Linked DNA regions of Homo sapiens: region 2 is linked to region 1. Evidence: read pairs that join two places in POLR2A ChIA-PET (ENCODE). Cell type or tissue: OCI-LY7. All regions are shown on one strand. Each heading gives the region's core, and the rest is flanking DNA. Links, peaks and the distances in the headings are about the cores only. Region 1 overlaps UBE2E2 (ubiquitin conjugating enzyme E2 E2). Region 2 overlaps UBE2E2 (ubiquitin conjugating enzyme E2 E2).

The links. ChIA-PET counts read pairs that join two places held together with the same protein. Peaks named below come from ENCODE experiments on the same cell type or tissue, not always from the same donor. Only the 100,000 strongest peaks of a DNase experiment are listed, where the experiment ranks them.
Region 2: POLR2A ChIA-PET joins it to region 1 with 5 read pairs; 2 of 35 experiments call an interaction of 5 or more read pairs at or near these places.

What each region holds. Positions count from the first base shown.
Region 1 is chr3:23,204,581-23,208,985 of GRCh38, forward strand. UBE2E2 (ubiquitin conjugating enzyme E2 E2) reads left to right here. Exons shown (of 6, transcript NM_152653.4): 2 at 4,112-4,295. The coding sequence starts at 4,120. Among named protein-coding and RNA genes, the nearest start is that of UBE2E2, 3.5 kb to the left of the region's middle. In OCI-LY7, for the core only: no CTCF peak of the experiment used is centred there; no DNase peak of the experiment used is centred there; H3K4me3 peaks cover 1,971 bases.
Region 2 is chr3:23,370,667-23,375,071 of GRCh38, forward strand. All of the region lies in intron 3 of UBE2E2 (ubiquitin conjugating enzyme E2 E2), which reads left to right. Among named protein-coding and RNA genes, the nearest start is that of UBE2E2, 170 kb to the left of the region's middle. In OCI-LY7, for the core only: CTCF peaks have their summits at 268, 1,779 and 1,981; no DNase peak of the experiment used is centred there; H3K27ac peaks cover 766 bases.

The sequences.
Region 1 (4,405 bases), core at 191-4,190:
TACGGCAATTTGGATGCTCCTTGGCTCTTTGGAATTCTGTATGTGGGCTGACGCTGAAATAGAGTGTTTTCATATAATGCCATACCCCATTCTCTTTCCCCTGCAGCACCTTTTACCCCCAAATCAGGTGTTCCACTGTTATTTTCTGCATAAATGTCTTTGCAGTTAAATTTAAAGCTGGATATTGCTGTGTGCATATACTATATATTTATTTTACATTTTAGAAAAGTTTAGAAACATGAGTAGGAAGACAGCAAGACATATATGACAGAATTAAACGCTTTCCTGTTATAAAAGCTTAAATGAACACTTGGTTTTGCAGTTTTATACTAGTAGATACTGTTATAAGGCTTACCTGGGTAGTAGGCTGGATTTATGGAATGACTATAGTTGCCTTTATGTAGTCAGTAATATTTCAAGCCAAATCATTTCATTTTTATGGAACATGTGAGTTTCATTCACTGTATGTTGCTAATTTCCAGGACTGTAATTACAACATAGGGTACATAGCTAATACAAGCTTAGACAGTTTGTGTTGAAGAAGTAACAATATGTAAGCCTCTTAATATAGTTTTAGGAAGGACTACTTATTTTATGGTTAAAAATTAAATTTTACTTTGAGTTATGAAGTAAGCGTATTTATCTCTCTCAATATCTTTGAAAGTATCATTGGAGAGTAGCTGTTTGTTTATAACCCTGGGATTTAAGTTTATCTTCCCTGTAGATGAGATAATCGGATCAGATTAGCTATTTAGGAATTAATTTTAAAATGCTAATTTAGAAGATAATGTTTAAAGGATTTTAATTCAGGAATTTTTATTCATTTGTACTTCAGAGAGACAAGACATCAAGTTTACACTTACGACTAATTAAATTGATTCATAGACTACTTTTTCTTCATAAAAATTCGTTGCACCTGAGTGGTACAATAATTTTTTTCTATACTTTTTCTGTAATCAAGCATTCAAAAAACAAACCCAGGAGAAATTCCTTTTATTATTGATATTTGAAAAAGAGATGTGAAAACTTTATTTCTAAAAGTTCCTATAGTGGTTATCAATGGCCTCAGATGGACTTATCATTTGTAGGTTAACATTTGGATGAAATATGTCTTAACTCAAAAGTGGGAATAATTCTTTTCCTTAATGTGAAACCAGAAATTACACCTCTGTTGGGGAATTTCTAATAGTATTTTTATTAGTTCTCTGGTGAGACTAATTTTTATTTTAATCTTCCTCTAATATTCGGCAGTAGAAATTTGAGTTTCAGATTATGGCTCAGATCACATCATTGAGTAATCTTTTTAAGTAATTATATAACTATGGCATTCGATAGTATGTAAATGCACATAAATAAGAATATTGAGAAGAATGTGTGGCTTTATAACTAATGTTATACACAACTGAAACTCTCAGCATAGTTTATTAAATCATAGTTTATTACGCTGAAGCTGCATCCTCAGTATAGAGAATATTATTTCATTGAGGTACCCATATATTTGTCATGGAATGGATTGCTCCTGTTTTAAAATGTATAAAATGATTTCTCACTCATTTCACATTTCTTAAGGTATTGCTGGCAGCATTTTGCTATATCTGAGCACCTTTCCCTGAGGATTGTTCTCTTTTTCACTCTCATGCATGCCGCCCTATCTGATATGCCATTATGTACATACTTACAAGATTTTAAACTTCTGATATATTTTAACTGAAAGAAGGTGAAAAAAAATATTAAATCCAAGAATGAGAATTTAGAGTGAAATAAAAATGAAAAAAAGCAAGAAATATGTTACGACTTTTAGAGCTAGATGTGAAACATACTGATATAAAATTTCAGTGTTCTATTAAGTGACTTTAGTGCTCATAAAAGATGTCACAGCTGTGGAGACTGGTGCTCTTCATTTACAGAATAGGTAGAAAAGTAGTCAGCTTTTCCGTTAGTATGTTTCAGAGCTGTTGGGGCAGATCTGTTTCTGTTTGGCATGGGGAGCTGTTGGGGTTGAAGGGGTGCTGGTGGTGGTGTGTGTGGTGTGTCAGTGAAAGGATTCACTATTTTCTGTTGACTCTTTGTGGCTCTGTGCTTCCTGATGCTTCCATTCTTTTGCAGTGCTTTTTGGTTTGTCTTACAAAAATTTCAGTCCATTAAAGATCGGTGTTACAACATTGCTTTGGCTTAGAGCAAGCTACAAGTTAAATCTTTAGTGATGATGAATTTTCATCAGTGTCAAATAGCTATCCATTTGGACTAAGTTATAGTAATTAAAAAATTTTGCTTTATTTGAGGTATCTTTACCTGTTCTTATTCTTGATCATATCAGAAACAGTTTTATTTCAAGTTGTAATTTGATTAAGAGTAATCAAAAGGATCCATTTCAAAAGGAATTTGTTCAGTGTACCTATAATTTTTAAAGATATATTTTTTGCTGTTAATGGTACTTATTAAGTATAGGTATTTTGTTTTTAAAAAGGTGTCTGAGAAGATAGCTATACAGTGCTGAAAGTGATTATTAGGTGACAAAACCATGGGGAGCACAAGGCCTTTTAGAGTCTGGGCATGAGTTTTGTTGGTTCAGTTCTGGATTTGTCAGAACACTTTAAGCTAGTCAGCTCATAAGGGATGTATTCATAGTCATCAAACTCAGAAATTGATTATGATAGAATGACAGTTGAGGAGAGATACTCCTTTTCACTTACTGGAATTGTTTGTGTCTGCTGTCTAGATTATAACAGCTACCTAAATATCAAGGTATTGAGGAAATTGAGTTGGTAATCAGAACTGCTTGGGGGGCCTGAACTCAGAGCAAAGGGAATTTGAAAGCCTTGAGGGATATTTTAGCCAGAATGTGGGGAAAAAAAAAAAAATCTTCAGTGTCTTCATCTCTTGTGAAATATGGTTGCTTTAGTATATAGCTGAATGCTGTCATATGGTTCAATTTTTATTTAGAATCATGCAGTCATGCAGGCCTCTGTGTTCTTCTGTTATCACAAAGGTTACTTAAAACCACTTACTAGTTTGGAGAATTTTAACCTTAGCCCAGCCCTGAGGATGTATTGATTGAATAGGGATTTGAAAGTGTCGTCCCATTTTTGTGTTCCCACAAGTATTTGTACTAACCTTCGTTTTTGTACTTAGCAAGTTGGCTAGTCGAGGTTTTTCACAGTTGTGGGACCAAAGGGCTTAGCACAGCGCCTGGTAGAGAGTAGACCCTTAATCATTTTTGTCTTATTTTCTGTAACAGCATTATTGATATATAATTCACATACTATAAAATTTACCCTTTAAAAATGTACAACTCTGTAGTTCTTAGAATATTTATTATTAGAATTGTGCAAGATTATAATTATCTAATTTAAGAACATTTTTATCACCGCACAGGGAAGCATCATACCCATTAGCCGTCACTCTTCACTACTCTCCCCTCACTCCCTGGCAACCACTTACCCATTTTATTTTTTTATTAATTTTTTTTTTGAGACAGGGTCTTGCTCTGTCACTCAGGCTGGAATGCAGTGGTATCAATCATATTTTTATTTTTTGTAGAGATCGAGTCCCACTACGTTGCCCAGGCTGGTGCTCCCTGAGCTTCCCAAAACATTGGGGATTACAGGCGTGAGGTTCACTACTGAATTTTATGTTTATGGATTTGCCTGTTCAGGACATTTCATATAAATAGTCAAACAGTTTGTGGTCCTTTGTGGCTGGCTTCTTTCACTTACCAGAATGTTTCAAGGTTCATCCATTTTGTAGCATGTAGACACAGTACTTCATTCTTTTTTATGGCTAACAGTACATTATGTGAATATACTACTATATTTTGTTCATCCATTCATTTGTTAGTGGATATTTGAGTTGTTTCCAGTTTTGATTATTATGAATAATGTTGCTATGAACATTTCATGTATAAATTTTGTATGTTTTCATTTTAGAATACATTTTGAATGGATGAAGGAAAAGTTTTAGCAACTCCCAAAGCTGCATTGTTTTGTAAATGACCAATTTAATCCATTTTATATTGAGATTTACTTGTTTTACTTTGAGGCTCATTCTCTGTGTTCTGGAGGTAGCTTACTGTAGTACAGCTAAATAAATGATTTTTGATTCTTTAATCCAGGATCTAAAATGTCCACTGAGGCACAAAGAGTTGATGACAGTCCAAGCACTAGTGGAGGAAGTTCCGATGGAGATCAACGTGAAAGTGTTCAGCAAGAACCAGAAAGAGAACAAGTTCAGCCCAAGAAAAAGGAGGGAAAAATATCCAGCAAAACCGCTGCTAAATTGTCAACTAGTGCTAAAAGGTACTTCAGTTATTATAACCTTTTTATTGTTGGTATCAATTTATCATCTTAAGTTCTATTTTTCTCTTGCATTTAATCATTTTTTCTGGGATGTCGGCCGTGAACTTCAT
Region 2 (4,405 bases), core at 69-4,068, 170 kb after region 1:
TTGTTATTTAAGGACCTGTGAAGGAGATGGAGGAGATCATAAGTTCCACCAGTGGTGGAGCTAGATCTCCTGGATTCATTTGAATAGAAAAAGAGAGGATATGTTGTGTTCTGTAGATGAAGGCTATCAAAGGACACCTCAATGGAAGATCCCAGGAGGAAGGTGATAAACAAATGGAAGGTAGACTTGAGTGTAGCTTTCTTCTGAAATGGGAAGAGAGTAGAAGTAAAAGCAGAAAAGAAAAATGAGGCTGTTGCTTATAAAACTTGAAAACGTTTAAAAGATTGGGTAGTAGTTAGAGTCTGAGTAACTAACATTTTAATAAATAATAGAATCTATAACCAATTGTGTACTTTTTTATTTTAAAAAATTTTTTTAATAGAAATGGGGTTTTGCTCCATTGCCTAGGCTTGAGTGCAGTGACACAATCATGGCTCACTGCAGCCTAAACCTCCTGGGCTCAAGTGATCCTCCCATTTCAGCATCCCAAGTAGCTAGGAGTACAGCTGCATGCCACCGCACCTGGCTAATTTTTAAATTTTTTGTAGAGATGGTAGTCTCACTGTGTTGCCCAGGCTGGTCTTGAACTCCAGACCTCAGGTAATCCTCCCACCTCAGCCTCCCAAAATGCTGAGATTACAGGTGTGAGCCACCCTGTCCAGCCTGTTAACATATTTTTAATAGATGTTTTTGAGTTATTAAATACCCATACCCTGCAGCATTGTGGATATTTTATGTTTTCTCACTCAGTGTCACTGATTGGTTCTTTATAGTCTCTGAATTAAATATATTTTCAAAGTAGCATGTTTTCTACCAAGCGAGGTATTTTATTGTTATTTAATTATTGACATCCTTGAAATAAGAGTGGCTTTGTATTTAAGAGGTATATGAGGGAACACAGCTGAAAAACAAGAGCATTTTTGTTAGAAATATATTGGGGATAGGTGCTGGGGTGGGAGGGAGACTCACTAAGCCAGCAATTTTCAAAAGTTACAGTAGTATATATAAAATTTGAAGTTAATTGAGAATAACTAGAGAATGAAACCTTCTGAATAATAATAGAGATAGTTTTGGGAGGCAGGAAGGGAATGTCTTTGGTTGCGATAATGTTTATTGCTTTGATCTAAGTGCTGATTACATGGGTGTATTTCTGTCTTAAAAGTCATTGAGACTGGGCACCGTGGCTTATGTCTGTAATCCCAGCACTTTGGGAGGCCAAGGCGGGTGGATCATTTGAGGTCAGGAGTTCAAGACCAGCCTGCCCAACATGGTGAAATCCTGTCTCTACTAAAAATATAAAAATTAGCCGGCTGTGGTGGTGGACACCTGTAATCCCAGCTACTCAGGAGGCTGAGGCAGGAGAATCGCTTGAACCCTGGAAATGGAGGTTGCAGTGAGCCGAGATCACGCCACTGCACTCCAGCCTGGGTTACGAGTGAGACTCCGCCTCAAAAAAACAAAAAAGAAAAAAGTCATTGAGCTGTATAAAATATAAATAAAACTTAATGTTTATACATTTTGCTGTATGTAAATTATATCTCAATTCTTAATGCAGGAAAAAGCACACTCCTAATGGGTACTTCAGACTGGGATTTTTAAAAAATTTCTGTTTTGTTTACTAAGTGTACTGGATATACGTCTAGTATCATCTTTAATGTTACTTTAAAAATATTCTTTAAAGTGATACCACTGGAAGAAAAACTAGCCAATTTATTTCACTTATAACTGTCATGAGCTGAAATTTCCCAACACTGACCTCTGTTTCAGATTCCTGCTGTTGCCTCTGCACTATTAGTTGGTGTCAGCAGGGGGTTAGCAGCACTCAATTTAACCTTGCTATTTGTATTCTGTTTTGAATTTTTTTCTTTTCTCATTTAACTTCCTTACATGGATTCTCCATTTTAAAGATTGTGCATGCACCATGGGGTCTGTACAGTGAAAGACTGTAGTACAGATAAGCATACAATAGAAGCACATTTAAAGATAATGTGAAGCTGCTTTTCTTTTTTTTCTTGAATAGAGGCATTGCTGTGAAAATCATTAAACAAGAGAAAAATTAAGCCTACTCATGCTGTTATTTTTCCGTTAAGATTATAGACCAGTTTAAAATATATAAGAACTATATAGATATGGATTAATTATACATTTTATGTCCATTTAGAGGGGCATCTCTGTGACTGTTGTGCTTGTAGCTAGCCATGGACAGAGACTTATTGGACCAGAAGTACTTCTTTTGTCTCTCCCACATTAAAATTTTAGAATCTGTTATGACTGAGACCACATCCACTATTCTTATTTCAATGTGCCCCCTCTCATTGATCCCTCTACTCCCTTCTTGGACCTTTTATCTTATAAATGCTGGGACCTTCCTATTCAAAGCAGTCTTCTACAGCAGGATAGGAAGTCATGGGTAATTAAAGAGGGGCCTCTAAACTCCAGACCCTTCCTCCTCAACTCCCCATGGAAACTGTCTCCCCTGAACAGTGCTTTGTAGAATCCTAGTGAACTTAAAGACTCACTACTCTTATGAGTGGTCTTTATCTTTCTCTGAGTGGGTTCTAAGTAAAACACCAGGTTGGTGGAAATGGAAAGGAAGGACGGCTGGCTCAAATTCTGGAGATACTATATGAAAAGGAATAATGAGACACTCACTGTCCTGTGGGGTAAGCAGGAAGGAAAGCCTAGCTTCCCATTCCACAGCCTCCAATTCCATTCATTTCCAGCCACTGCTTTGTACAGCTCCAGCACACTCCTCTCCTGGTCTGTAGTTCAAGATTCCACTAGTTTCATCTCCAGGTGCCAAAGACACTCTGCTTGGTGCCTAAGACACCAAAGTGAAAACAACAGCCATGGAAAACACTTCCAGTTAAGTTGAGGGAGACCGAGATTTCACTATGTATAGCAGGGAGACTTGCATTCCTGTTAGCTCAAACAGATTCTGAAGGCATTTCTCCAGAGATGCCTTGCTTAGGTGAATGGGGAGTGTAATAACCCAGGTATTGTATTTTAATATTATAATAGTCTACTCTTATGCTAGGGTGACATACATCCTGGCTTGTACTGGATGTATGTCACCATCCTGGCATAATTGTTGTTAGTAAATTGCTTCCCCTTTTATTCCCCAGAAGTTTGGATGGTAAATTATATGGTCACTATACACATAACAAAAATGGACTTCTCAGTCCATGGGAATTGTGTAACAAAAGCCCCAAATGTAAACATATGTCATTAAGTAAAGTTAAAATGATAGTGATGGTGTTTAAAAATATCGTAAATGCAAATGTTTATTAAATGTTCTAAAAATCAAAACAAAAAACCTCTTTTGTCAGGGATTCTTGTTACTATGATATAATTCCTACAGGATGCTTAATAGCACTGCCCACACAATGGATGTGAAATAACCACCTAATATTTTAAAATATTAAGTCAAAATATAATGGTATAAAATCTTTATAATAGAATACTTAAACGTTTCAATTAGGAATTTCAGCTTAATAAAATTACATGTTTAAATTTGTCGTATTCCCAGCTCTTTTAAATTAAAGAACCAATCATGGGCCTTCATTTTGAACATTGTTTTAAAATCATGTTAAATGTAGAAAACAAATAATGATTAAAAACAGAGATATTGGTTTTAGGAGATAAGTGTTTCACATTTATTATTTACCTTTTTTAAAAGACAGATTATGTAAATTATTCTTCAAATTTAAATGTATAGGTATAAAATTGAATAAATAAAACAAGTTTTAGTAAGAAAACTATTTTCAGACTTAATACTAACCAACTATTGCTAATATACTATAAAATGCTACTTAGGCAGGTTATAGACTCCAATTATTATAGTTAATGGCCTCAGTGGCCTCACCTTGCCTTAATCTAGGACATAAAGCATGCAGAACTCGTAATTTAATTATCACCTGTTAATATTGGCTCTAAATTCATGTCTCCCCTTTCGGGATGAAACTGCAGTGATGAGCCAATTAAAAATCATTATCTTCCTACTGAAAACACCAGCCTGCTAACTACACCACAGTATACAAATCTGCTGAGACTTTCAAGAAGAAACTTACTGCCTCTTACCTTTAGGGAGTGCTGAATTAAATTATTTTCGGCCATTTATAATTCTAATATTTTGTTTTAATTATTTATTTTTTTGAGATAGGGCCTGTGTTGCCCATGCTAGTCTCAAACTCCTGATCTCATGCAATCCTTCTGTCTCAGGCTCCCAAGTAACTGGGATTACAGGTGCTCACAAATCTAATTTTTCACATCTCTAGATTATATGAAGATTGTATTTTTTAATTATTACATACCTTAAAAGCCATGAGAGAAGTGGAGAGTTATGTTATTCTATAGTAATAAATGGCAGAAATGAAATCTGTGCTTTTATTCGTATTTACATATC